7 separate regions of the Mus musculus genome follow, and all the other regions are linked to region 2. A link is a loop called in an ENCODE intact Hi-C map of the cell type or tissue named here. Cell type or tissue: left cerebral cortex. All regions are shown on one strand.

Evidence for each region. A loop is a pair of places that touch in the nucleus more often than their neighbours do. Peaks named below come from ENCODE experiments on the same cell type or tissue, not always from the same donor. Only the 100,000 strongest peaks of a DNase experiment are listed, where the experiment ranks them.
Region 1: it touches region 2 in a loop (2.6-fold over the local background); 2 of 42 quality-filtered maps call a loop at or near these places.
Region 3: it touches region 2 in a loop (3-fold over the local background); 6 of 42 quality-filtered maps call a loop at or near these places.
Region 4: a loop joins it to region 2, with 4 times the contacts of the local background. A loop is called at or near these places in 3 of 42 quality-filtered maps.
Region 5: it touches region 2 in a loop (11-fold over the local background); 16 of 42 quality-filtered maps call a loop at or near these places.
Region 6: it touches region 2 in a loop (2.4-fold over the local background); 2 of 42 quality-filtered maps call a loop at or near these places.
Region 7: a loop joins it to region 2, with 6 times the contacts of the local background. A loop is called at or near these places in 22 of 42 quality-filtered maps.

Annotation. Positions count from the first base shown.
Region 1 is chr2:105,121,276-105,125,275 of GRCm38, forward strand. The region is part of intron 1 of Wt1os (Wilms tumor 1 homolog, opposite strand); the gene reads right to left. Among named protein-coding and RNA genes, the nearest start is that of Wt1os, 3.2 kb to the right of the region's middle. In left cerebral cortex, no CTCF peak of the experiment used is centred here; a DNase peak (open chromatin) is centred at 2,145.
Region 2 is chr2:106,080,577-106,084,576 of GRCm38, forward strand. Dcdc5 (doublecortin domain containing 5) reads left to right here and starts at 423. Exons shown (of 24, transcript NM_177844.2): 1 at 423-664. In left cerebral cortex, a CTCF peak has its summit at 1,633 (motif pointing left); a DNase peak (open chromatin) is centred at 1,607.
Region 3 is chr2:105,685,882-105,689,881 of GRCm38, forward strand. Pax6 (paired box 6) reads left to right here. Exons shown (of 12, transcript NM_001310144.1): 6 at 1-62. Among named protein-coding and RNA genes, the nearest start is that of Pax6, 12 kb to the left of the region's middle. RefSeq lists enhancers at 914-1,247, 2,165-2,903. In left cerebral cortex, CTCF peaks have their summits at 1,869 and 2,764; DNase peaks (open chromatin) are centred at 1,863, 2,338 and 2,672; H3K4me3 peaks cover 1,442 bases; H3K27ac peaks cover 594 bases.
Region 4 is chr2:105,254,887-105,258,886 of GRCm38, forward strand. The region is part of intron 1 of Them7 (thioesterase superfamily member 7); the gene reads left to right. Among named protein-coding and RNA genes, the nearest start is that of Them7, 33 kb to the left of the region's middle. In left cerebral cortex, a CTCF peak has its summit at 1,966 (motif pointing right); a DNase peak (open chromatin) is centred at 1,959.
Region 5 is chr2:105,332,607-105,336,606 of GRCm38, forward strand. All of the region lies in intron 3 of Them7 (thioesterase superfamily member 7), which reads left to right. Among named protein-coding and RNA genes, the nearest start is that of Rcn1, 65 kb to the right of the region's middle. In left cerebral cortex, a CTCF peak has its summit at 1,915 (motif pointing right); DNase peaks (open chromatin) are centred at 1,237 and 1,898.
Region 6 is chr2:105,131,904-105,135,903 of GRCm38, forward strand. It overlaps Wt1 (Wilms tumor 1 homolog), which reads left to right. Exons shown (of 10, transcript NM_144783.2): 2 at 1,035-1,157; 3 at 1,499-1,601. Among named protein-coding and RNA genes, the nearest start is that of Wt1, 7.4 kb to the left of the region's middle. In left cerebral cortex, no CTCF peak of the experiment used is centred here; a DNase peak (open chromatin) is centred at 2,447.
Region 7 is chr2:105,614,209-105,618,208 of GRCm38, forward strand. All of the region lies in intron 1 of Pax6os1 (paired box 6 opposite strand 1), which reads right to left. Gm35946 (a long non-coding RNA gene) reads left to right here. Exons shown (of 5, transcript XR_866617.2): 2 at 1,660-1,827; 3 at 2,575-2,743; 4 at 3,288-3,423. Among named protein-coding and RNA genes, the nearest start is that of Gm35946, 4.7 kb to the left of the region's middle. In left cerebral cortex, a CTCF peak has its summit at 2,361; a DNase peak (open chromatin) is centred at 2,269.

The DNA of each region.
Region 1 (4,000 bases), 960 kb before region 2:
AAATGCAGACTGTCCAGAGTCTCTGTCCTTGTCACAGACTGGAAGCCCAAACAATGTTAACCTCCTATCCTGAGACCACCTTCCATGTTCCTAGTTCAACGTTTGGATATCCTTACATTTTTACCTAGGGTGAGAGTGAGCAGGGATACTGTGCTTTCTATGAACATTTATTTAGACACCAGTGCCCTGGCAAGGGGCTGACTTCAGGCTTAATGCATCCACGTGATTTATAACTCATTTTGTCGAGGCATTTATGCTAATCAATTGAACAGATTCCCCAGTTCTGCCTGGTCTTTCATTTCTTCTGGGAGTCAAGGTGAGAGAGAGAGAGAGAGAGAGAGAGAGAGAGAGAGAGAGAGAGAGAGAGAGAGAGAAGAGCATAATACTAGAGGAAAGAAGAGATTGTTCTGCTGAATTAGAAACCAAATACAATCATGACACAAATACAATCTTTGATTAAAGTTAAACTGAGAAAGGGCAGCAAAGGGAGGGAGGGAGGGAGGGAGTTCCTCGTCCATATAATGTTCTGCAGTTACACTACTTATCAAAAGGGAAATCACAAAGTGATATTTAGATTTAGCTAGTTTTCTGAGGAATAATTCATTCATATTTAATTAATTCCAGTGTTGACAGAAAAGTGACCCGGAGTGTAGCCAGGAGTGAGGGGGATGAGATGAAGCCCTGCCTATAAAGGATGTTATCATTTCTAGGTTAAAAACATAAAAACACAAATACTTTGAAAGAATTTTCTAAGGTGAGAAGATTAAAGTCTCTGTCTCTGCCTATGTCTGTCTCTGTGTCTCTGTCTCTCTCTCTGTCTCTCTCTCCAGGTGTAGCATAAGTTCTCCTCCTCCTCCTCCTCCTCCTCTTCTTCTTTTTCTTCTTCTTCCTTTTTTTTTCACCGCCCCCACCCTTGTTTGCAAAGTTGAATCTGGGGTCAGGAGTTCTAATTGTAACCTCAGACTGGAATTCCAGATGGTGCGCTCTGGACTGGAAGCAACTCTCAGTTCATCAATTTCATGGGCTTCCATATCTGCTCTGGCCACGGCCTGGTCTCCATCCCCACTGTGGCATTAATGCAGAACAAATTGAGACATATCCTCTATATAATTAGTTCCAGAATTTAAAAAGATTTACGGGATAATAATAGAAGCAGCGCTGCTGAATCCTTTCATTGGTGGCTCTTGGGGAGCTGGGGAACCCGTGGTGTGGCGTCAAAACACTGCGGCTCCAGGCACCAGGAACTGGGGGAAAGGGCAAAATTTGCATCTCGCACCAGGCAGTGCTAGGTGGTTTTAGCCCCTTAACCAGGCCAGGGAGGAGAGTTTGAAGCCCAGATGGAAGGTTGGTTTAAATAAATAAATAAATAAATAAATAAATAAATAAATATTTTTTTAAAAGGAGAAAGAAAAAGAAAGAAAGAAAGAAAGAAAGAAAGAAAGAACTGAGATAAATTTCAAATGAAAGAAGAAGTCTAGGGGTGAGCTGTATCACAAAAAAGTCCACCGATGTTTACATTTTTCTTTCATTTTGCAAAAATAAATCTGTTTGTTTTTGTTTTTGCCAACTGCGCTAGTCTGGAAACTGAGCCCTATGCGCGTTTCCCTGCAGCCCTGGGCGGACTGCTTACTTAGAAACGCTGGGAGAGAGAAACAGCGCTGGCACGTTTGTCCTGCTCTTGGGGCTCAAGACCTCCGGCCTGGCCCTAGGGCAGCGGCTAACCCAGTGACTGGTGGCTTGGAGGTCGGGTCACTCTTCGCGCCATCCTCTGGCCGTGGGCGCAGACTGGCGGCCTCAGCCACTGACAGATCGCAAGGCTACAGCGTGTTTATTCAATTGTCAACAGCCTCGGGGTGACCCGCCAGAGCGCGGCCCTGGCGTGCGCGCCGGTCCCTGGGGCCACGGCTGTAGCCTCCAGGCTGTGCTCAGCCAGATGAAGTTGACAGCCCCGGGATGAAAGACCGGGTTGAGATCTTCGCTCCCCCTTCCGTCTAGATGTGATGGTTTTCATCTTGTAATAATTATGCGCCTTCTAAGACACGTATTGAAGCCACCTAGACTGCCAGTGTCTCTTTTCTTCCAAATTCCATCAGTACTAAAGAAGCAGAGACGGTGGTTTAAACCATTCCAGAACGAATTGGACGTTGAAAGTTGTGGGGTTTTGTTGAGCTCGGCAAAAATCTTTCAAATAATAGTATCAAAATCGAGTGGTTTTGCTGTAAACAGATCACTACCTTCCTATGGGATTAATCTACAACCCCGAAGGTAGAACGCTACTGTCATATTTTCTCCAATGTGAAAACTGAGGCTCAAAAACACTGCTAAAACTCTTCAGGAGTCATACAGCTGTTGGTTGCCAAGTGAAGGTGAGATCTCATTTTCAATCCACCTTGCTTTTAACTACTGCTGTACCATTTGCTTTTCCTATCTCAGTTGGGTCTCAGTTTCCCCTGCTGGCTTGAGTTTAATAGCAGGCTTTGCCTGCAGACAGACAGTTTGGAACGTTATCCTTTCTGAGGCCCGAGGCTGCACCAACGTGGTGGAGAAAACGGAAGAGTAGGAAGCACCTAGTTCGCCGTGACCTTCGTTTTTCTGGAACCCGGGCAGGCCTCAAAGGAGGGGGGTTTAGGGTGGGCGGCAAGTGCAACACCCCCTGGGCAGGCTGTCAGTAGCTCTCACAGTCAGCTCAGGGCACCCAAGTCAGTGTAGCAAGGCGTCTGCTGGGGTAACCAGAGGAGAAAGGGATGGGGTATTCTGTGACCCCAAGGTTTGCGGGTCCCAGAGCACTGGCTTCCTGCCGCTTGGACTTCTAGACATAGTTGGGCAAAGGGGAATCTCAGGAGCGTCCAGTCTGACCAGGAGTCCTCCAACTGAGCGCAGGCAGCTTCTGGAATTCGCCTCGCACTTATTTCTCCACCCTGATAGGAACTTCTTGCTACTTTTATGCGAGAAGTTAGAGTAAAAGGGCACCCTGGGATTGAAATGGGGAGTCAAACATATGCTTCCTGGGTTCCCCCTCAGAAATTCTGAGAAAAAATGACAGAGGAGTTCCAATTTCCGAACGCCCATTTTCTCTCCTGCTAGCCCACCGCGCAAACCCGCCCCCAGACAAACCTGAAAAATGTAAAGGTGGATACTGAGCTATGTCCTTTTCCATTCTTGAAATACAATACTCTCAGGAGCTCAAATCAAACCGGCCTCTCTACACATCACTTCCATCCACATCTCCCTCCCAAAAATTTTGCAGGAGACTAAAAAAGAAAGTATCTCCACTTTCCTTTGGTAATGAAACCCTGGCTCTTCGCGAAGGGCTCCTCTTTCCCCAAGTTAAGGGAAACAGGGAAACGAGTAGAAATACGAGGTCGGGAGGTGGGGAGGAGGGACAGGGGCGAGGGACTTTCAGGGCAAGCTGGCTTGAGAGGTTGTATCCCAAAGGGCCTGTCTTCCCCAAGAAGTCCAATGACCCTGGGCACTATTACACAGTTAGGGATAGAGAACAGGGGAGATGGGAGAAGCTTGTCGTGGGGGCCCTGTCTGTCTTTCCTTCTTTTTTTCTTTCTTCCTTCCTTCCTTCCTTCCTTCCTTTCTTTCTTTCTTTCTTTCTTTCTTCCTTCCTTCCTTCCTTTCTTCCTTCCTTCCTTTCAAGAAAGAGGACGGGGGGGGGGCTTCTAGTCCTTTACAAATTAGTCAAAACCCCCAAGCATCTCACGCGGTGTCCACTATGGTGGAAAGTGAAGGTGTATCGACGGATAGTGCAGCTCTGTTAAGCTCCCTTAGGACAGTCTTCATCTATATATTGTGTATCCCCAAGAGGAACCGGCAATTGCTCAAGGCAAATAACTTTCTGAGCCTTGGGTTCCAAGTCAAATTCATGACGATTCTGGATTCACGAATCCGTGTGAGTTAAAATCAATGTGCAGCAACTGGTGAATGCACTAAGACCATTGAAATGCTAGATTTCTTTGTGTTTACAGTCAACATCCTTGACTGCCCCCCCCCC
Region 2 (4,000 bases):
TACCAATGATGGGCCTGGGGTAGGAAGGCTTATTATAAAGGTGTGGATCATACTTTATAAATAATTTCCAGATGTGATATTTTGGGTACACGGACTCCTCTACAGGACGCAGGACACTGAAACATCATGGATCGTACAGTTTTTATCAGGACAATGCAAGTAGGTTTTCGGCAAGGCTGGTTCCAACTCATCTGTGATAAATGAGAAGATAAGGCAATCAGTGCACACCATGACACTCCATGCAGCTAGTTAGGCACACTTCAGAACTATTCAGGTGTGCTCACACAGCTTATGAGACTTGCATGGGGGGGGATGTCGCAATATAAATACATCCTTCCTGGTGGCCACTGGTAACGCAGGAATTGCCTCGCTAAGACTTAACCCAGGTCAGACATAAATAATAGATGTTAAGAGTTAGCTCTAGTCTCGAGGCTGCATTCCAGACAGCGTATCTCAGTTGGGTCAAAGGAATCCTTCCCCCTTTTCTCTCCAGTAGTTTCTCTGCTTGAAAAATGCCTGCAAAATTCCATCAGTCCTTTGAGGGGACCACTTTGGGTCTCTAAGGGAGAAGGTTTCAGACCCTTGGGGGCTAAGATGCACGGGCAAGGAGTTCTTGGGGCCTTGTATCAACGGTTAAAGTCTGCAAAAATATTATTACAAGCAGGTAAGCCATCCCTTTTTAAAAAGTACTGTATTATATATATTTTTTCAGATGTATTTGGTTCTATAGACGCAATGATTGGCATTGTGTCATAAAAGAACCGTGACATGTTTTGTGAGCTCAGCGCCTCTAAGGGAGCCAAAAATGCTCTGGAATCTCAAAGGCAGCAAGAAAGGGGCTGATTGTGTCTGTCTTTTGGTATGGAGTGTCATCTGCCTCATCTTTCCTCACTGCTCACTCTGCAGAGGAAAAGCAGATCCTTACATGGTTATTCCAGAGTCAGTAACACCAACGAAGGAAATGAATTCATCTGCACTCCTCTGAAGGCTGAGACTCCTCATTTTTCCTCTGGTGTAAACTCACCTCACTATTGTAGAAATGGGTCTAAAAGCAAATCAGATTCTACAGAAATGAATCGTGAACTAACTTCTCCTCAAGAGAACTTAATTCCATTATACTTATTTAACTTGTGTATTTCAGGATCCAGAGTATAGTTGAATTAATGTATTTGACTAAATTAAATTAGATTTTACCTTTTAATCTCTGTGCATTTATTCTATAGTTGTATGTTTATTTATACACACACACATGTATGTGTGAAGGTAAAGACATATGGTTTTGTAATTAGTTTTGGGACATTTGATTGACTTAAAAAAGGATTTATATTGTAACCAGAATGTTGCAGTTTGGATAATTACAAAAAAAAAAGGTTGTACCATTAAAAAAAAAATCTTCCAACATAACACTTAAGAGAAGCCAACCTTTGTGTTAAATAAGGGTGGGGTTTACATTGTAAACTTGGAGGTTCCATTTTAGAATTTGGCTCATTATCTCAGGCCACCGGCCGCTGATAAATGAATATTTTGAAAGCGTCTCACTATTCACTGCACACAGAAAACTGGAGGGAGCTGGGCTCCAGATGACAGGCTCGGTGTTCACACAGCACCTCCTGCTGTCCACTCGGAGAACTGCAACACACGATGGGCAGAAGAAAGTTCATCAAAGCTCTTGGAACTTCCAGGGACGTCTCAGACTTTATTTTTAGGGAAAGTGTACTTAGTTTCTTTTAATGAGATATAGTGATTCAGAGAGGATTAATAACTACTATAGACAATTTGATTAAAAATCCAGACTGTTCCAATGTTCTACTAGGCCAGCATATACAAAAACCAGTATAAGAAAATTTTTGTTCTTTTAATTGTTTAATATTTAAATATTAATGTTCAATATATAATGATTTTATAAAATAAATGATGCCTTTCTGAATTAAATTTATTTGTAGTTGTGTTTCACTAAGTGAAGGGTTTTAAGTTATTTTCAATGTTAAAAAATAGCATATGGCTTTTATTGTAATTTCAAGAAAAGCACTGTTTAAATAAAATCTGGAGATAAGCACTTTCTAAGTTTTATTAAAAGTGAGGGTTGGTGAGACAGAAGACATCCGGACAATAAGGGCCAACGCCTCTTATTTCTGCCACTCTAAACAAATGCTAAACTCAGGAGTTCAGTTCACTGTGGCAAAAATGCCTTGAGGATTGCTGCTTTAATTTAAAGAGGTCATTACTCAAAATGCTGTCAAGTATAATTTATTAAATCTTAGATGTAAATATGAGCAAAACTTTACATTTTTAGTTAGTTGCAGATTGTTCGTTTAACTACTCTATAAGCATTTCAATATTATGCTAAGTTTAAGAATCCTTAAACGTCTCGTTTCTCTGCTACTTTCTCTACCTCTATGCCTTACTGCATTGTAACAATGTTAAGCTTCATCATGCTATAGGTAAGCTGAAGTACAGGGATGAAAGCAAGGAGGAATGCCATAAGTTTGCAAAAAATTCTATTTTCTTTAGTCACGCATGTTTAATTATATGCACTTGGGTCCTCTTTCCATGGCTTCGATGTTTTTAAAACTCACTGCAGTGGCACTGTTACAATGCCACCTCTGGCCATTGGCAAGCCTGGCCACATCTTTATCTTATGAGTGTCCCCCTCGGCATTAATGAGCATTCATTGAGCTGCACTACTTCACTCGGCCTTCCAGAAAGCTGGTTCTGTTTAGTTTTCTGTCTCACCCTGTTCAGGAATCACCAGACAGGTGAAACGTGGACGAGGGGCGGCTCTTGTTTTGTTAACAATTCTTAAGATTATAAAATTGTAGGACCGGATCACTTTGACATCAGTTCCGTTTAGTCTACTTTTGACATCCCATAGGAAAACCATATTGTTTTGTTGTCTGTTAAACTATAATGGGTTTAAAAATTCTAGAAGCCCAAAGGAAGGTCTCTTAAACAAATCGTTACATTGCAACTTTAAAGGAAAAGTCAGGGCTACTGGTTTTGTATTTATGACCCTAGTAATTTTTTTTTTTTCATTTTAAATTTTAGCTTGGCTATTACAGCCTGGGGCTGAATTAAGCACATTACTTTACAGTGATCTTAAATATATACTGCTTCGTGAGTGTTCAAATGAGATATTATATTTAGGACAGCTTAAAGTCGCTTAGCCTTACATTTATCACGTGTATTTTGTCAAGAGTGGAAACATCTTGGAAATTGCTGAGAGCTAAGCAGAAATCTGTTTAATTGGTAATCTTTGGAACAGCATAACCACTTTTCTATGAAATGTAGTTAACACTTTCATGAGGGCCAGCTCCAGCTCATTAGCATTCTTGTTATGTACTGGTGCTGTTGGTGGGGGTGTTAGAGTAGGAATGCCATTGTGTCGAGTTCCAGTGTTTGGGGACAAACACTGCTGTGGAAGGAACGTGTGAAAAGGCCACAGTCCTGTCAGTGAATGAGCAAGGCTGTGCTTTCTGTGTGCTTCAAGCAGGGAAGCTGTCATTCATGGCTAACACAGCCAAACAGAGGCCAAAACACAAGGCTGCAGTACCTCTTAAAATGATATTAGTGATTTTTAAACACGATCTTCTTTATTTATGATCCTACACAGAGCTTTAGTTGCTGTCAGTAAACAAAATATGTCAGTCTGTTCAGAAATACTGTAAAAAATGAAAGAAAAAAAAAAAAAGAAAGAAAGAAAAAAAAAAAAACCTCCGTGGAAGGGCGCCAGGCAGTTACAGTAATTAGGGCTTGGGCGAACTGATCGGCAGTGTGAGGTACAAGCATGATTTGAGGGGAACTTCATCACTGGAAGCTGCTCGTCCTGATTTAGACAATTTCTTTGATTTTTCTGCTCCTAAAACTAACAAAGTTCCTAGAGATTTTTACATAATTAATGTATAGCAATTTATTTTTTATTAAAAACATTGGTTTTGAAAAGGGCTCATAAACTCTCATTTTTAATCATTTAATACTTTTAACGACCCATCTCAGTTGTTAG
Region 3 (4,000 bases), 390 kb before region 2:
AAGCTGGGGCACACGCCCTGGTTGGTATCCCGGGACTTCAGTACCAGGGCAACCCACGCAAGGTAAAACTCAAGCAGCCACCTTCCTGAAGTGTTTTACTCCTCTGGGCTTCCAGTACCTAGGAGATTAAAGAGGGTACAATCCTGGAAGGCTTAGGTACCCCAACCTCACTTTGTAATTGGTGTTTGTGAAAGCATCTTGGTGACTGTAAGGATTATGTATGTCAAGGGTTGTATGAAGTGGTTAGGAGATTGTACATGTGTAAGGTCGAACCTAGTGGTGCCTTATTCAAATTTGACATTATAATGCAGTAGTGTGCACTCGCAGTACAACTGAGACAAGTTAACACACCGAGAGACTGCAAAGTAAATATAATTGTATTATTTGCTTTTGAAGTAATTGACAATTATGTAACTTTGAGTAAGGTGGTAGGAGAAGGCGGACCCCCTAACCCCATGTGCATGGCCAGTTCCCTCCCCCAACTTTAACCCATGTACTCCCCCCCCCCCAGTTCCAGTTCTTATTCTCGGTGGTTGCAACTGGTTACAAGTGGGGTAGGGAAACCGAGTACTGGGCTGAGGCTAAGAGAAGAGGTTCTGGGGCCAGGGGGCAGATAGGAACTATGTTTTCCTTTCCCAGGATCTGTGAGAAGGGTGCAGGAAGAAGAGCGGGTGGGTTGGCTCTCTCTCCTTCCCACTCACACCGAGGTAACTTGGTCAAGAATAGGAAACAGTTTACTTCGAAGATTAATCGGTATTTGTTGTGTTCGTGACAAGGAGATAATATGCGGGGATAATGGGACGAGGAGTCTCACTCCCCCGGAGCACCACAGAGCCTGGGGCATAGGGCCGGGGGGGGGGGGGGGGGCTGCCCAGGGATGGCGAAGGGGCTGCTGTGAATCGGTGAGCTCTTAGACCGGCCCCGCGTGCAGGGCGCCTCCACAGAGCCGGGTTAGAGAAGGGAAAATCGGTAACAGTATGCGAAATATCTGGTACAAAGGATGCTTCTGTCACTTGCAAGAATTTGTTATGGGAACAATCCTGTCGCTCTGTAATTGCTCATTAGAGAACGTTTTGTTTCTCATTAAGGCGACATGAATAAGCGTCTAGCTGAAGGAGACAGCTGTAGAAATGTTCCACAAGAGACCTCTGGACACGATTCGGCACCAATTGCCAATTAGACATGTCAGTTTTAAGAGCAGAAAACAATATAGGACGGACACTGGGACGGTAGGGAGAAAAGTGTTCCTTTCTGGTTTTCCCAGCACCGCTGCCGCTCTTGGTCAGTGCAGGCTTCTGATGTACAGGCCCGGGCTCCCTTGGGTGACACCTCGCCGCGGCTCAGGTGACCTCGAACCTGCAGCTTTGAGTTGGAGCTCAGAGTGCTCACAGGTCCAGGCATCTCCGGTGTCTATAAAGATCAGCTAGGAAAAGATATAACCAACCATGCAGGGCCTGAGGTTTGACTCCTCCATGCATTCCCAAAGAACACACCCCAGAGAAGCTAGAACCTCAACTGGTGACCATCCACTCTCCACCCCCAGCACTCTAAAGTTCTGCTAAGCCCTTCCCCGCCCACTTGATCGAAGGTGTCTCGGTCGTGGGCAATAGGCCCAGAAGCTCAGATCTAGGAGGGCTGAGTTCAGAAGCCCTCCACTCCTGTGCTCCCTGGCGTTTGGGGCTCAGGTTTGCATGGAGACCAGGGAATGAACACCCTCTTCCTGTCTCTGGGTGCCAAGACTAAAGTCCAGGGCAATAACTTCCGCTAGAGGAAGTGTTGCCTGCTTAGGGCACGTTTTCCTCCTGGAGAGCTGGACAACTAGAGACTAAAAGGGAAAGGCCTGGTGGTGACCGCTGAGGGCGAGAGGTGGCGCTAGTTCAGGGACTTTTAACTCAAGGCAGCTAGATACTAGAGTGTGCTGGGTCATACACTTCTTGAATGTCCCACCCACCCACCTTATTTACCCCCACCTAAGTGCATTTTCCCCCAGGCTCTCTGCTCCGCCTCCAGTGTGGGGAGGAAGAGTGGCTGGAAAGGAGAATCTTGGGCGTGGGGACTTCGGTCTGTGGTGTCAGCTATCCAGGCTTAAATTCCTGGGGATCTCTCTGGCCCTTTGGTGCTAAGAGGGTCTCCCTCCCTCCCTGGCCTCCTTTCCAGCCCAAGAGGCTGATCTGGGGTTGTAAAGAGTCCATTTCCAGAAGCATAAGGAGAGGTTAGGTCTCTGAGGGAGACAAATATGGTTTCCATCTGATCTACGCCACGCGGCGGTGAATAAAATCCTGACGACGTGGGCTGACAATAACGAGACGACTCTATTCCAGCCCCAATTCTCCAGCGATTTGGTGGTTTTAGGGATCACGAAGACACTTTTTCTCATCTCCTTCCCTCGCCCCAACCCCCATAATACCCAGGCCCTCTATAGGATTTAGTCAGCCTCCTTTCAACAGATGCTTCAATGTTTTGATCTGCGCTCCGGAGCTGAAAAGGTTCCGCAACCGCGTTGCTATCTTTTCTTGCTTGTTTTCCGCCTCACTGATTAAGACACTAAGAAACTAAGGAATGATTTTATTTCCCAGCGTCTTTTTTTTTTTCTTTTTTCTTTTCTGTTTCCCCGCCTCTCCCTCTCTCTTTCTCTCTCTCCTCTTCTTCTTCCAGGAAACAAATCCTATCCCCTGCGTCAGATGGTCCTGGGGCTGGGATAATGGGAGGCGCTTTCACTCTTCTCTGGGATTAGCCTGGGAGGTGCACGGCGCCCATTGAAGGTCCCTTCTTTGCGCCGCTAGGAGGGGACGCCTTTTAAAGGAGATATCTTAATTGTCTGCCACTTAAGTTTATCGTGTGGGGGAATTAGAAAGCTCTAACTTCTATTTTTAGTTTCTTAAAAGATTTAAGGGTGGAAGGTAAAGCCACCAAAGGCGGGGGTGGGGTTGGGGGGAGGGAGCAAAAAACCCTCCAGCTCTATCTAAGTGAGCACTCAGTCACCTGGCTGCAAACACTTGCTACTTTTAAAGTAGTGAACACATTTTCAGGGTTGCTTTCTGGGCTGGTTAAGAGGCGGCGGCAGCGGGCGGGCAGGCGGCGGTGAATCCCGTAGCGTTCTCTAACTCCACTTTTAAAAAGAAGCAGCAAAACGGGGTTTAAATGCCATTTTCCTGCTCCTCTAGACTTTTTTTTTTTTGTCCCTAAATATCATTTTTCAAGGTAGCGCAAATCCTAGGTTTATGTAACCAGCACATGCTAATCTATAAGTAGTGCCTGAGCGTGGAGGACTGTCAATATAACCCCCATGCTTTAAAATGAAGAGGATGTCCAAGAAGCAGATGAGAATAGAGAAACGCTATGTGCTGGCGTCTTCAGAGGGAGACCCCCAGCTTTGTTTAATTGACAAGATCTAACGTGCTAGAGAAGGGACAGGGCTTTTCTTTTGGGTGGAGGCATAAGTGACCAGGCAGGATTGTGTTTTCCAAAAGCAGTAACCGATGGACTTTTTTAGTAGTTCCAACGGGGTGGGGTGGGGTGGGGGACAAAAATGTATCCTCCTTCACCGAATCCGACAATAAAAGGGAAAAGGAACAGGCTCTCATCATTTTCCCCCCTGGGTGGGGGGACCACTTTGAAGAGTCCTCAAGAGACCTGGGGCAGCAAATTAGTACAGCCACTTGTGCCCCTACACGTGAGTTCGGCGCGTCTCCTTCGGCAGGCGACCCTCCCCTCCCCCATTCATCTGAAGTAGGGCAAGATGCCTGCGGCTTGTTTACCAATACACGCTCCCTCCTCCTTTTCCTTTTCGTGGTTTTCTCCCTTCTCCGTCGACTCTCCAGTCTCTTTTTCCTCAACATTTCCCCTCTGTCCCTTCTTATCCTTTTTGACCACCATCTCTTTGGAGCCCTCCATCTTTCTCTGCCCCTCCCCCACACCATCCTTCCTCTTTAGCTTCTCTCCTTTAGCCTCCCCTCAGCCCCAGCTCTGGTCCCCATCCACCCTCCCCACTTCCCTCCAC
Region 4 (4,000 bases), 830 kb before region 2:
AGAGACAGAGAGACAGAGAGACAGAGAGACAGAGAGAGGTAGACAGACAGAGACAGACAGAGAGACACACAGAAAGGCAGAGAGACCCACTTACAAGCAAACAAACAAACCAAAACGGGAAACCAGTAAGATTGAAGTAAGATTATTAATCTGGACCGTCTGTTACTTGAGAATATACGACTGTTCCCTTATTCCAAGCTTGCTGTATCTGTTTTCTTTTAAACACACTGGCTTGCCTCAGGTCAGGCTGCCTCTCTCCTTCTGTCCACTGCTTGGGGGAGAAGGTCCAGAGTGAAGTGAGACTTTCTGTCATGTGCACCGTCATGTACCTTCCCAGGGGTGGCAAAAGCCAAATTCCCTGTCCACTCTTCTTCCCCGCACCCCAAGAAAATGCTGTGAGAGGCATTTAGAGATGTGGAGAGAGGAGCGTGGTGTGCACGCAGTGGGCCGCTGAAGAGAGTGGGTCTCTTGCATGGCCACCCCTAGGAAGATGAAGAACAGATCTGTGGGTGGTCCTGGACACCCCTGGAGCTGGGGTTTTCTGTTGTCACAAATGGCCAGGCTCTATACCAGCCCTCCTCTAGAAACTCTCTTATGACAAGTGCTGTTGCCATGAACAGATACTTAATTACATTCTCTTCTGATTGCCTTTCAGTGAAGTCGGTGGTTGGGGCTGCCTTGAGTCCACTTTGGAACAAGGCTGTCATCGCCACTGAGCAGAGGAGTTTGCAGTCTTAGAGAAGTAAGAAAAATCCGTTGGTCTTATCATGACCTGAAAAGGCAGAGTCGTGACTCAGTGTGGGCTGTATTTTGTTTATATTTTGAAGCTTAGCTTTCTGGGCCTTGCACTTACCTGTGGGGTCATGGGGTGGACTGTCTGCAGTTGTAGAAAGAAGGTTGGGCTGCAGGTAGAGCACTTAGAACCATAGAAGAAGGTCTGGTTTAGGCAATGGTTTCCCTACCAAGACACTTCAGCCACAAGCAGGGCTAGTGAGTGTTACACTTGCTGGCTTTATGGCTCACATTTTGTGTATGAGACCTGGGTTGGGATTCAGACCCTTCCACCTCCATTCATGGAAGGGGTCTGGCTTCGTTTACAACAGGAAGCTTCCCTGCCTAATTTCCTGGGTTGGGGGAAGACAGTACCTAGTCTGGTAAATGCTGTGGAAATGCTGGCTGCATCTCTTCTCCCACACTTGCACCCCTTTTCCTCCCATGCATCACAGAAGGCCCTCCTTGTCACCTTTGTCATCTACCCTCCTTGAGACCCCTGTGTTTTAAGAAAACGCTTTCAGCAAGTGCCCTGATTCTTTACTGTTTGTTTGGGGGGGGGGTCTTCAGGCTCCAGACTCCTCTTTGGAAAAGGCTCTCCCCAGGCTGTGTTGACATCTCTCTGGGGCCAGAGTTACTTTATCAATTCTTTATTACCAGCTATTTTTTATTTATGATGCCTATGGGTTCATTAAAAATGACACTTCCTATAGGGGATACCAGCAAAGCTTTTAGCCAGTTTTTTAAAAAATCAGGTTGTTAGAGCAGATATGAATATTTTAATACTGAGAAAGAGCAGAGCCTTCATAGAACTTAATTTGTTATGGAATCTAAGTGACAGGCTTAACAGGATGCCAAGTAATTCAGTGGGATAAGTCCTGATAGTGGAGTAAGGAATACAATTAAATAGACAGGGAGCTTTCTAGAAAGGCCACAGGGGGATTCTCTTGGCTCTAGGACCCACTCTGTCCTTGTAAGATCTAGCATAGCCACAGGCGGTATCCAGACCCAGTTAAGTTCCCAGGAAGCCAGAAGAGTGTGTTTGCAGAGTCTATTTTTTTATACGTCAATGAGATTCTTTTCCCCAGCTGCTGGTCTTATTAAATTATGTACAAAACCAAGAGTAAGTAAGCCCACTGCTGCCCATCACCAGAGTGTTTGTGCCTTCAGTCTTGATTGCAATTGTAGGATTTCTCAATGTAGTTTAAACAATGTCCACTTGGGGGCACTTTATGATTGAAGTTGAACTCTCTCTCTCTCTCTCTCTCTCTCTCTCTCTCTCTCTCCCTCTCCCCCCTCTCCCTCTCCCTCTCCCTCTTCCTCTTCCCCCTTTCTCTCTCTCCCTCTCTCCCTCCCTCCCTCCCTCCCCTGCTCCCTCTCCCTTTCTCCCTCTGTCCTTCTACCTCTCCTTATGTCTGTCTCTGTCTGTCTGTCTCTCTCCCTCTCTCTGTGTGTCTCTGTCTCTTGCCCCCTCTCTGTCTCTGTGTCTGTCTTTCTCTCCCTTTCCGTATGTGTGTGTGTGTGTGTGTGTGTGTGTGTGTCTGTCTGTCTGTCTCTTCTGAAGTTATTCTTGCTTTTAAAAAAGCATCTCTCCTCCCAAAGGGAATAGTTTGCAGGTGAAAACACGTAAGAGCAGTACTGACTTTCTGCTCTTTCTTGCATGAGTGTTTAGCATACAGATGCAGACTTCAATACATAGTTAAATAAATGTACACCCAAAACACCAGAAAAAAAGAGAAAACCTACCTTGAAGTTTTATTAATATGACAAATGGGAAGAGCAAAAAAATAAAAAAAATGATACAATCAGATGTCTGAGTGGGGAATTGGAGGACTGTGTTTTCCAGGATGCCCAGCATGTAACTCTCCATCTCTGAAATATGTGGGCAGAGAGGTCTAATCAAGGACAGTCCCGTGCTGCCTGGGCATAAGTCCAGGATCCAGATGGTCTTTGGAGTCCACCTACACTTGGACATTTTGACATCATAGGAAGGTAGTTTGCGTTCCTAATTAGAACATTTGATAGAGAACACTGTTACACTATGGATGCATTATTAACTTATTCTACTGTGGAATAAAAGGAAACCAGTTATGATCCTATTTATGCAAGAGCACCTGTCTATGCCCACCTATCCTCAGAGAAGGAGAGAGCACCTGTCTGTGCACACCTGCCCTCAGAGAGGGAGAGAGCACCTGTCTGTGTACACTTGCCCTCAGAGAAGGAGAGAGCACCTGTCTGTGCACACCTGCCCTCAGAGAGGGAGAGAGCACCTGTCTGTGCACACCTGCCCTCAGAGAGGGAGAGAGCACCTGTCTGTGTATACCTGCCCTCAGAGAGGGAGAGAGCACCTGTCTGTGCACACCTGCCCTCAGAGAGGGAGAGAGCACCTGTCTGTGCACACCTGCCCTCAGAGAGGGAGAGAGCACCTGTCTGTGCACACCTGCCCTCAGAGAGGGAGAGAGCACCTGTCTGTGCACACCTGCTCTCAGAGAAGGAGAGAGCACCTGTCTGTGCACACCTGCCCTCAGAGAGGGAGAGAGCACCTGTCTGTGTATACCTGCCCTCAGAGAAGGAGAGAGCACCTGTCTGTGCACACCTGCCCTCAGAGAGGGAGAGAGCACCTGTCTGTGCACACCTGCCCTCAGAGAGGGAGAGAGCACCTGTCTGTGCACACCTGCCCTCAGAGAGGGAGAGAGCACCTGTCTGTGCACACCTGCCCTCAGAGAGGGAGAGAACACCTGTCTGTGCACACCTGCCCTCAGAGAGGGAGAGAGCACCTGTCTGTGCACACCTGCCCTCAGAGAAGGAGAGAGCACCTGTCTGTGCACACCTGCCCTCAGAGAAGGAGAGAGCACCTGTCTGTGCACACCTGCCCTCAGAGAGGGAGAGAGCACCTGTCTGTGCACACCTGCCCTCAGAGAAAGAGAGAGCACCTGTCTGTGCACACCTGCCTTCAGAGAAGGAGAGAGCACCTGTCTGTGCACACTTGCCCTCAGAGAAGGAGAGAGCACCTGTCTGTGCACACCTGCCCTCAGAGAGGGAGAGAGCACCTGTCTGTGTACACCTGCCCTCAGAGAAGGAGAGAGCACCTGTCTGTGCACACCTGCCCTCAGAGAGGGAGAGAGCACCTGTCTGTGCACACCTGCCCTCAGAGAGGGAGAGAGCACCTGTCTGTGCACACCTGCCCTCAGAGAGGGAGAGAGCACCTGTCTGTGCACACCTGCCCTCA
Region 5 (4,000 bases), 750 kb before region 2:
TCTGTATTGATATATGTAGGTCTGCTTTAGGCTGCTGGTTACTCACAACTAGTTAACACAAGCCAGACTTACTCAATCTACTGTTGAGTGTTTCTGGCGTGTCAGGAGTTAATGCTGAGGTGAATGTCTACAGAGTTGAGTCTCTAAACACTTCTGTAATTATTTACTTGGGTGTAAATAAATAGAGTCCTAGGAATGTAGATACCTTGAAGACGTGGCTAATATGCTGGTATCCCCAACAGTTTAGAAGGCAGGGTCTCTGGGTGGACAGATCAGGTCCCTGGAGCAGCCATGTTGTGTCCAGTGGGTTTCTAACTGCTTCATCCCCTAGAGCTTTGATCTGTTGTGGCAGTGGGGTCTGCAGACTTGTATCATGTGGTTAAAAAAAAAAAAATCAGGAAGTAATGAGATGAGGGAGGAGAGATATGGTCAGCATGTGACCCCCCCCCCCCAAGCGCGTGACACAATAGTACTAGCCCTTCAGTGAAATGGTGTGAGGGAACCGTATTCACATCAGAACCAACCAGGCAGAGTGTAATGGAGAGATACAGAGACTGAAGGTACTCAGTGAGATATGGCTGCTGCTTTAGAAACCTCGTCATTACAGGGGTGGAAACCCCGACTTGCTTCCTGCTGGACTGAGTCCTAAGGATTCTGTACCCACCCAGCTTCCAGGAAGATCGTCAGAGCATCTGTCTGGCCCACGCTGGCACAGATCCCTACGGAGCTGGCTTCACCAGATCTTAAAGCTTCCCACCTTTCATGGAGCTCTGACGTAAGAAGCCCTTTCTGAAGACCTCTGTACCTTTCACTAGACTGTCATTAGATGTGGTGACAGTCCTCCTACTCGGTGGCCTTTCTCTAAATGACTGTATATCAGTTGCTCTCACAGTTTAGCACAAGGAAGGAAACATGTCTATCCGGTTAAGCACGTTATTTAAGACAATGAGATAAAGATAAATATATATTAAAGGGCACTTAGCATTTTCCCTTTGTGTGCTAGGAAGCTCAGAATTAGATTCGTTTTGTGAATATGGTAATTACCTTACCCTTTTCCTGTTTTTTCTTTCTCCGTATATTTGACTCTGACATGTTTGAATAGCATGAGCTGCCTGAGATACGTACTTTTAGGGAATTGGCTGGATGTGTCCTGTGATTGAATCTTAAATGAAGCAATCCCATCTTGCCTGAAAAGCAGAAAACGTACTTTCCCATGCTTTCCCACGCAGCCCCAAAGCCTCTCTCCGGTCCCTTCGGTCCGGCTTCTGGCTGCGGCACCTAGCCTGCCTTTCTGTCAGTCCACCCTGGCCAGCTTGCTCAGAAAGCAGCGTTCTCTCCGAGTTCCTCTGCCTCTGTTCTCTGGCCCTTTTGGCTTGAGATGTTTTCTATCGTTTCTATATTTCAAAGCTTTGTGGTAAATAATCAATTCAAACCAGCACCGAGTCTCTCTTTCTGTAATTCTAAAAACCCATTAAATTATATTGTTGGGAGGAAACAATAGCTGTGCTAATCACGCTCTGTGCATGCGAATCTTAATTTCCCCAGAGGCCTGAATATGAATTTTTACTAACATGTTAATTTTGTGTGTTAATCAGTAGCTGTAGGCCGAATGAATGGATTGACTATGTAAAACTGTTTGATATTGAAACAACTCCTTTTGACCCCCTCAAATTGGCTTCATTCCCCTAAAGACGGTTAAAGTTAATTAAGCACTCAATAGGTTTATGGTGTTTAAATTAAAATATATTACTCCTCATTGTGTAGTCATCAAGTGAGAAAGACATCCTCCTCCTGGCTGCCTGGCTGGCTAATGGGCTTATCAAAATTCATGATGTAATAAGAAGGCCGACAAGTGCATATGAGAGTCTGGCTGTCACTCAAGGAAAAACACTGACCATCTTTTCCCACTAGAGGGCAGAAGAAAGCCACAAATGGCCACACTGGCGCTGTAGTCTGAGGAATTGGAGGAGGATAGCCCCTCAAAGGCATTTGTAAACAAAATATTTTGTTACCATCCCCGCCCCCACCCAGTGCATAGCCCTGTCCCAGTTTGCCCAGTTCCTCCTCTTCCCTGTCACATGGTCTACCTCCTCGGATGCCCTTGTGACTGTAAATTAACAGGAAAGGGTTGGAGAGATGGCTTCAGGGTTAAGAGCACTTGCTGTTCTTGCAGTGGGCCCAGGTTCAGTTCCCAGTACCCACACCAGGTCACCAAGTGACTCACAGTTCCAGGCTGTTTGATGCTATCTTCTGGCCTCCAAGAGCACCTGTTAAACACACACACACACACACACACACACACACACACACACACACACGTTTTTGGTTTTGTTTTTTAACTATCAGCAGGATAAGGCAGAAATTAGGCCTACTGACTCACAGGAGAGCTATCACTGCTTCCTATGTGAGGATAATTTGTCAGTGAACTTTTTGTTGTGGTGAGCAGCTAGAAGCCCTATGCTCCCAAGATAACGGCTGGTCAGGTCTAGCACAGAGAAAACATGTAAAATGACATTTAGCTCTTCTGTCCAGAAAGACACATGGAAGCTGTCACTGAGCCTCTCTGGGGCTGAGGTCTAGCCAGTGGAGTTAGCTTTTCCATAGCAGAGAGGCAGTGTTTCATGCAGAGCCGAAACTGATGGCTGAGATGACAGTGGGAACAAAAACAGCCACTGTGCATAGGACCCAGGCGAGCTCTCCAAACCACCAGCCCCTCCTCTGTCCAGCAGATTAGATGGTTGCCCGTGGTTATTTTTAGATATAAGACTGTTAATAAGGATTATTAGAGGCTTCAAAGAATTCTGGTTAATGAATCTTTGACTTGCTTTTCTTAGGTTTGTTTAAAAACAATCATACTTTTATCCAGTCTTAAGTTTGTGTCTCTTTCTCTTTCCCTGTGTGTGTGTGTGTGTGGGGGGGGGGTGTCCTTTAAGGGATCAGCAGTCATGAGTGTCAGACAATGGGAGGGCAAGGTGACAGAACAATTAAATAAACTCAATACAAGCAGAGCTTGGAGGACACCAAGTTATAAGACTCCATGTTTGAAGTTAGCACCATGCCCAACATCAGAGGAAGCCAATCACATACACAAGCACTGAAGGTCCCTGCCATCACCCATCTCAACTACAAGAGAGGTTCTGAGTTTCAAAACATTCCAGTTGGAAAAAAAGACGGCCCATGACCAAGACAAAGCAGCCAGGAAAGAGAACTGCAAAGCCTCCAGTTGGTTGCTGTCTGGCTTGGAAGGCTTCCATCTGAACTCTAATGGGGTTTTGTCCTGTTTGTGTCGGTGAGGTCAACCACCCAGTGAAAGCCACTATTGAGCCTTGGGCTCTGCTCTTCAGAGGCTAGACTCAAGGCCAAGGTCTGTGTGAGGGAAAAGTCCCCAACCCAAAGCTGTAAAGGGGTCTGGCATGTACCCACACTCTGGGTGACCCAGAAGAGTCTTCAAGGCATGATGGAGCAGAGGGAGGAACGGGAGAGTAAGAGGCAGAAGGCAGAAGGCAGTATCGCCGCAGGAGGGGAAGGTGGCCATCCTGACCTCTAGGACCTAGCCTCCAGGGACCTGCCTGGGGGGGCTGAGAGAGAGACTTGGGGATCAGAACCCCCCCTCTCTAGATCCTTCCTCAGCAGGCACTCAGGAACCTACCTGCCCTGGACAGTTTTCATCTGGGGATTGGAAATACCAGATCTTGAAGAAACTGAGTCACAAAACCTTAGCAAACCAGCCAGGCATTGCTCTGCAAATCTCAGAACCCAACCAGGCAAGGGCCACTGGGGAATGGCTGACTGTGGGCGTGGGGATCCTGAACAATTGTTACCACCTGTGCTTAGGGTCAGCCTCCCAGCTTTCTCTCTAGACTGACTCCCACGGGCTCCTTTGACCACAAACCCATGGACAGAGCCATCTCATTCACTGGGTTAACATGACACCCCCGCCCCCAGATCATCCTCTCTTTCTTAAAGTTAACCAGTAACTGGCCTTTGTGCTGCCCTGCTT
Region 6 (4,000 bases), 950 kb before region 2:
TGGCTCCCTCTCCTGAACTTCACCAAGAGGTGGGGGAGGAGGCCCTACCCCAATTAAGTCCCTAGAAGGATCTTTAAGATGTCGGCTTGCACACCAACTTGAGCTTTGGCAAAACAAGTGGGGAATGTGTTTATAGAAACTTAGTAACAATATCGTGAAAGAATAAGATTTTCAAGACTCCCTGTTGATTTTCATCCATTTGAGAGATAGGGGAGGTCACCAGCCTCAGCTTTCAGCAAGAAAACAGAGGCTGAGATACTGCTACACAGGGATAGGTAGGGACATTGTACTGGCCTGTGGGGCAAGAAGGTTGGTCACCACAGCTGTGGGCAGAACTGAGCCCTCTGGGCTCCAGGTAGGCTGGGAGGGGCAAAAGGATTCGCCCTAACTGGAAGGGTCTTTCTTCCCTCCTCCCGCACCCCCCCCCCCTACAAGCTTTCCTAAAGGCCTTGAGTGTCTTGGTGTCAGGCTGTGCAGACCAGAGAGGTAACATGCCCTGGTAATTACTCTCTCCTTTTAAAGCGCAGACCGTTGAACTGGCTCAGAGTAATTAATGAAAGTTGGTGCGCGGGCCCTTGATTTACAGCCCTGAGTCAAAGCGGGGTCAGCAGAGGAAACCCAGTCCTCTGGACCGAGCCGCCCCAGCGCGAGAGCCACGGTGTTGTTTGTTTTTACGAAAGACAGTTTCTCCGCCAGGCGGGCGACGGTTTTTACACCCAACTTGCTGGAGGCTGCAATGGAAGACAGGCACAGAGGAATTGGGGGAAGCGGGGAGTTTGTAATTTTATTTGGGAGAAAGGATCGGATTAGTTCCCACTACAGCGTTGGGTTCCCCGCTTAGAGCCTGAAGTCCTAGAAGGCAGGGGTGGGGGTGGGGGTGGGGGGCGGCAGGGGTGGCAGAGGACGACTCTACTGCTGACGAGAGTTAGGACATCGGGTACCCGCTGCTAGTGCCCCTGCTTTTTCAGGAACCTAATTGATTCTGTACTTTTTTTTTTCTTTTTTCTTTTTTTTCTTCCCTGCCGCTTCTTCAGGATACAGCACGGTCACTTTCGACGGGGCGCCCAGCTATGGCCACACGCCCTCGCATCACGCGGCGCAGTTCCCCAACCATTCCTTCAAACACGAGGACCCCATGGGCCAGCAGGGCTCGCTGGGTGAGTGGGAAAGATGCGGGTCTTTACTGGATGCCTCCATCTATAGTACCGCATCCTATCCGAATTTTCAATCCCTAGCAAATTGGGAGAGCGAGTAGAAACATTTAAAGGGACATTAGAAATACTAGCTTGTTTTACCCTATTTAAAAGATCGAATCTCCTTCCGCTCATCGTGGGGAAGTAGTCCTTGAGTTGAGGCGGCCTCGCTGTCCTGCAGCTGGAGCCAAACCTCACCGTCTGATGCTCAGCAAGCTCTCCATCCCGTCCCCCCTCCACCAGAACCTCTGCCAGTGACTCGCACTCCCGAGTCTCGCTCACTGCTGCCCTTGGCTCTCTGGCAGGCGAGCAGCAGTACTCCGTGCCACCTCCGGTGTATGGCTGCCACACCCCTACTGACAGTTGCACAGGCAGCCAGGCCCTGCTCCTGAGGACGCCCTACAGCAGGTAAGAAGGCGCGGAGCACCGAGACTAGATCCTGGAAATCCAGGAAGTGCAGGTGAGCTGGCGGCGAGAGAATGCCTGACCCTCCGCATCGCGTTCAACAGGCGAAAAGAAGGCAGGCAAAAGAAGTCTTCTTTAGACCCAGACACTCTAATTAAAGCAGGTGTCTTGGGCTATTGCTTGGCCTATAAAACGACGGCCGGCCGTTGTGTTTGGAGATAAAAAGGGAACTGCTGCTTTGAGGGTTTATTTCTTTTCTTTGGTTTTTCGAGAGACAGGATTTTTCTGACTGTCCTGGTAGTTTTTCTGTAGACCAGTCTGGCTTCGAACTGAGGAATCTGCTTGTCTCAGGTCTCCAGAGTGCTGAGATTTAAAGGCATGTGCCACCATGCCCTGTCATGAGTTATTTCTTAGTGGTCTTTGCTGGGAGCCCTTTAACTTGCCCGGACAAAAAAGAAAAAAAAAAAAAAAAAGAAAAAAAAAAAAAAAAAGGACCAAGTGTACTCCAACCCTGTCCTTCCAGTTAAAAGCCTTCCGTGTCAACTGACCACACAGGCCAAACTACTTAAACAGTGGGCCACTTCCTTCCTCTCACCCTTGCTCTCTAGAGTTTTGGCCTGTGGCAATGTTTTGTGGACGTGTTTTGTGGCTGTCCTGTGTGCGCTCTGGGGCCTTTGCTCGAGATGGTGATTGTGGAGATGTCTGCGCTGGCAAGCAAAGCCTTCTTGCTCCCTGGAGAAGGAAGTTCAGCTTTTTTCCTCATTTAACTCTGCTCCCCCCCCCCCCCGCCCCCTTCTCTGGCTTCTAGTTCCACTCTCCACCTTTTCTACCCCAAATTTATTCTTCAACTTTGGGTGAACTTGGCGGGCATCCCGCGTCGCAGATAGCGTTGCTTAGTAACTGCGATGCACACACACCGGTTCATGACAGGCTGGAAGGTGCTGCGCGCCTCATCTTGGCTGCCGAGGATTGGGTGCGCATTACCTCACCGCTCCCTCCTCCCCACTGTACTATGGGGCTCCTGACACCGACTGCCCCAAACCCATTCCCATCCTCCCGCCCCTTGACTCCGGGAGGCTGACGTCAAGGGAAGGAGGTAATGAGGTAATGAAGGAAGGAAAAGCGTCTGTCTTGGGAGATTGGGTGGGGGAATGGCCGCGCCTGGGGACCTCCAGTCCCTGAGGTGGAGGAGGGGAACGTCCTTGTTGTAGACTCTGGAGCCTGCAGTCCAACGGTGAAACCTAGAGCCTCAGGTGCATTGACCTTGAGGCTGGTCTTTCTCTCCCATCCTTGGTATCAGAGGCATAAAGCCCGGTCTCTTCTATTTGCCCTCTGGAGTGCTCTGACTTCGAAAACGTTTCTATTTAGCGTGAAAAATCCATCCTATCTAATCGAATCTTGGATTCTGAATGGCTTTTCTTTAGGCAGGAGGGAGAGAAACATATGCACAAGGAGCAGAGAGGGACATATGCATGTCCCTCTCTCTATCTAGAAAGTGGTCTTGGGCGAGCTCTCCAGAGCCAGGATGCTACCCAGAGGCCACAGTCTCAGTGGGGCCAAATCCCCAGAACAAGTTCAAGAGCAGACTGCACTCGCAGCTGGAAGCCTCTTCCCTTACAGAGAGTGGTGGCAACAGCTACAGACATCCTTCCTGTCTATGGCTAGAGTGTCATCGATGTTATTCTAGTAGCTATAAGGGGGCGGGAGGCTCTGGAACAATTCCTGGTGTGAAGACCTTGGTCCCCTCAGTCAGGAAGAGCTTGGTGTGGGAGTGGGTATTGTTGAGATGGGGCCCGTGCCTTCTTGGTAGCTGGGGACTGGCAAGATGTAATTCTCTCTCTCTCTGTCTCTCTCTGTGTCTCTGTCTCTTACTCACTCACGCGTGTGCTATTGCTTATTCCCTTTCTTACAAGCCTTGGCCCATATTGAGGGGCTCTGAAAAGGGGGTCCATCAGAAGGGCTGAGCAGCCACAAGAAGGTCTCTTGCATAAAGTGATCACAATCTACGATTTAGTATCATTTTCCCAAATGAAGTTACTGTTGTGGATTTTTGATTTGGGGAGATTTTGTGATGGAATGTGACTTTGGGATGAATCTATGGTTTCTCTCAAATGAAAGCAGGTGGGATGGGAATCTGATTGTCACAGATTCTTGTCGCTGGGACCTTTTGCATGCTTAAGCATCTCCTCTACCACTGAACTACACCAAGATCATATCTCATATATGAAGCACACATATTTTCTAACCTAGCTTCTGACTGGCCTTTATTGAAGCAATTTTGTCAGATTCACCTTGCATAAATATTTGCTTATCCTTTTATTCTTTTTACGACATTCTAAAACCTGCTTTGATCTTATTTTTTTTTAACACTGATCTCCTAAAAACACATAGCTTTCCTAAGT
Region 7 (4,000 bases), 470 kb before region 2:
TCAACTCTTAAACCCTGGCTCAAATCTCAATGGAGGGTTTTCCACCACCCCCATCTCTACCTCTTACAATCAGAAACATAACCCCATAGGCTATTCCTTCAGTGTATCTTGTATATCTGTTTAACCACTATGCAGTAATGCCTAAGCACCGACTTCATAGATGACTGTGTGGCAGGCATTCATACCTGATCCTCAAGAATTCAAACTATGGCAGGACAGAAGCCAGACTTGCAGGTTATTTTATGCCTTTGCAAGTTCATGGGTGCTTAGTTGAAAGCTTAACTTTTCCCCTTCCCTGCTCCCAGATTACAATCCCCATAGAGGGTAGGCACTTTGTCTTCATCCCATGGTTTTGTGAGGGAATATAAAGGCAATCAAATCAATGACTAAGTTCTAAGCAACTCTCCCCCTAACATCAGTGTTGGTTGTTTTCCTTCCCTCTGTCCCCCTAAGCACCATGGTCTTTCCAAACTTACTTCCCTTGGACACTCGAAGACTCAGACACTGCCCATTTTTCCATGAACCAGGCACCCACTGAGGGCCATTCCCTTCTTTTCTGGTGTAAATTCTCTTTGTGATTTTCATCCCATAAAACAGGTATTATAAGACACTAGCCAGGCGTTGTAGCACATGCCTTTAATCCCAGCATTTGGCAGGCAGATAGATCTCTGTGAGTTCAAGGCCAGCCTGGTCAACACAGTGAGTTCCAGGTCAGCCAGGGCTACATACATACAAGTGAGACCTTGTCCAAAAAAGAAAAAAAAAAGTTACCAGAACAAAACCAAAATCAAAACCCACAGGAAAGGGAAGCATGGATGTATCCAGCCGTCCCCAGTACTCTCTGCTCCTAGCCTTTCTGATAACGTTGGCTCCCAACTTTGCCACTTGCTTACCATGTGAGCTTTTAACAATTATTCCTTCCTTCAATTCCTTCTGCCTGAAACTTTTAAGGGATCAAAGTGCCATATTTGGTCCTAGATCCAGTACAAATTTCCAGACCCTCAATGCCTAGATTCTTTACCAGTCAAGTGACAGTAGTAATTATGCACACTGTTTTATTGTTTGTTCCTAGGATTAGCCAAGTTCACTCATGTCGAGCGTTTGTGTGTAGGGAAAGGACAACACCTGGTAGCAGTTCTTATTCATACTTTTGAGTGGTGACTTTTTTTTTTTTTTTTTTTTTTAAAGATTTATTTATTTATTATATGTAAGTACACTGTAGCTGTCTTCAGACACTCCAGAAGAGGGCGTCAGATCTTGTTACAGATGGTTGTGAGCCACCATGTGGTTGCTGGGATTTGAACTTCAGACCTTCGGAAGAGCAGTCGGGTGCTCTTACCCACTGAGCCATCTCACCAGCCCTGAGTGGTGACTTCTGTTGCCCGTAGGGTGACCTCATGCCAACTCATCAACAACAAGGCTGCTCCGCGAGTGGCTTGATGATGACTGAGCTGAGTCAGTCCACATTGTAGTCTATTAGTTTTCCCCAAGCTGTTTTTCGGACAGAGCTGGTTTCGCTGAGTCCTCTTAAAGCCAACAAAAGGATTAGCATTGCTCCTAGGTCCCAGAGAACTCCCAGGTAAACAGAGTGGCAGTGGTTCACTCTCAGTGTCCTTTCGGTGTGCCACTTTGAATGCGGAAATGCTCACTCCCTGACAGGATGCTGGCCCTGGCCTCTAACTTGCTGCCTACCACACAGAGCCACTTCCGCCTTCAGGAGAGTGCCTGAGAAAGAGGCTTTGTTTCCTGCCTGGTTCTCCAGGGACTGAGAACCACAGACTGCTGACCCAGGACATCACAGAATCCTCCGCACACCAGGAATTTGAGGTTGGTTTTGGCAATGGCCCTATTTCTAGAACAATCGTGGTGACAATGTTCGCTGTGGTGGAAGATCTGAAGCTGTGTAGACAGAAGCAGGCGGGCCACAGTTACAGGCCTTACTGTATCATTTACCAGCTGGTCACTCGGACCATCCATGTCTCTACTGCACAGTGACAATTAGCATCCCTTCGAGCACTGGGGAAAGGTCTCTGAATGTTTGGAAAGGTCGGAGACAGCTACCTTCACCTAGAGTCCTCCCTGCCTGGTTCTGGCCTGACAATGGATAGTGCTCCCATGCAGGAAAGTAGGAACCCAGGAGGTGGTGCCAAAGAGACACTGGCTGAAAAGCAGTCCTTTTTCCTGTCCCTGGAAGGCTCTGTCCCTCTTTAGATGCACAGACCTCATTCACAAGGAATTCAAAAGGAGAATCGAGGTTTCTGCGCAGGTGCGGGAGGTAATGCCACGTGGTGGAATGGAAGACGCCAGGAAGAGGATTAGCTCGAATTCGCCCCCACTCCCACCCGAGCCTCATTGTTTTCCAGACTCGGGTCCCTATTCAAATGCAAACACCAGGAGGCGCCTTTGCATTGTAGCCCAGAGCACTGGGTAAGATTGACAAGCAGCTGTTGGTTAGTCAGAATAAGTTAAAAGGAGTGGATACAGGAGGAAGGGACATAGGGGACTCTGGCCAAATGGGCCAGTAGCTGCTGGTGCGTTATATTCATTTTTGAACAGAGTTAGCTCTTCCCACAGGTGACGGTCTGCTCTCCAGCCTAGCTCTGGTGAAGGGTCAGGGATATAACATCCTCTAAACCCGAGCCAGCTGTCTGATGGAATTGAACTCTGCCCCTGAGTGGCCTGTACCAAGCCTCAACCTCTCTGAAAAGAAAACGAGAATAAGAACACCTTGCTACATAAAGTTGTAAGGATGACTATTCATAAGCACTTAAGCATATGTTTGCCTTCAATGTGTTGTTTGTTTGTTTGCTTTTTCTAGAAGTGTGTTCAGTTACACCCGCCAAGGACATGACTTCAAGTCTATTAAAAACCAGAGAATCTAATGCATAATAGTACCTGGCTCTGTTTCCTGGAGTGGAGAAGGGCCTGCACAAAAACTCATTGAATCCAAATAAAGTCTAGCTTAAACAATACTATTACCAATGTCAATTTGTTAGGGGTTTTGATAGGATCATCACTATGAAGGCCTTAAACTTTCTCTCAGTCCTTCTACATTAGTCCCCTGAGTAGTGAGGTCAGAGGTGTGTGCACAATCACGCCAGGTTGATTAGTTTTAATAACGTTCTGTGGAAAGGCTCGAGAGCAGGAGATAGTATGACACAGGTGCTTATGGGAAAGTGGTGGTGTGAAGCTTAATGGGTAACACTATTTTATTTAAATATTTTTATATATAATACATTATTGTTTAAGTGGTATTGTGTCACATGGACTAACAATGCTTCTCCTAGGAGCCATAGATTCCTTGACAAATAACCCAGAGCCATGAGAAGCATCCCTCTGTGTTGCTGGTCAGAGGACTTCAGGAGACCCCAAAACAAATATAGGCTATTGCCATCATACTTGGTTTTCTCTCAGAACTTGAAGGTAAGACCCTCTTCCTGAAAACAACACATATGGGACTTGAAGAAATAGAAGTGGAATTGACCTGGAGCCCATGTCCCTAAGGGCAAATCCTCCCTGAAGGGTAGTCCTCCTCCCAGAAGGGTAGTCCTCCTTCCTGAAGGCTAGACCTCCCCTTTGAAGGCTAGTCTTTCTCCCTGAAGGCTAGTCCTCCTCCCTAAGGCTAGTCCTCCTCCCTAAAGGCTAGTCCTCTTCCCTAAAGGCTAATCCTCCCTCTCCCTGAAGGCTAGTCTTCCTCCCTAAAGGCTAGTCCTTCTCCTCCCTAAGGGCTAGTCCTCTTCCTCCCTGAGGGCTAGTCCTCCTCCTTCCTGAGGGCTAGTCTTCCTCCTCCCTGAGGGCTAGTCCTCCTCCTTCCTGAGGGCTAGTCTTCCTCCTCCCTGAGGGCCAGTCCTCCTCCTCCTCCCTGAAGGCTAATCCTCCCTCTCTCTGAAGGCTAGTCCTCCTCCTCCTGAAGGCTAGTTCTCCCTCTCCCTGAAGGTTAGTCCTGCCTCTTCCTGAAGGTTAGTCCTCCCTCTCCCTGAGGGCTAATCCTCACAGTATT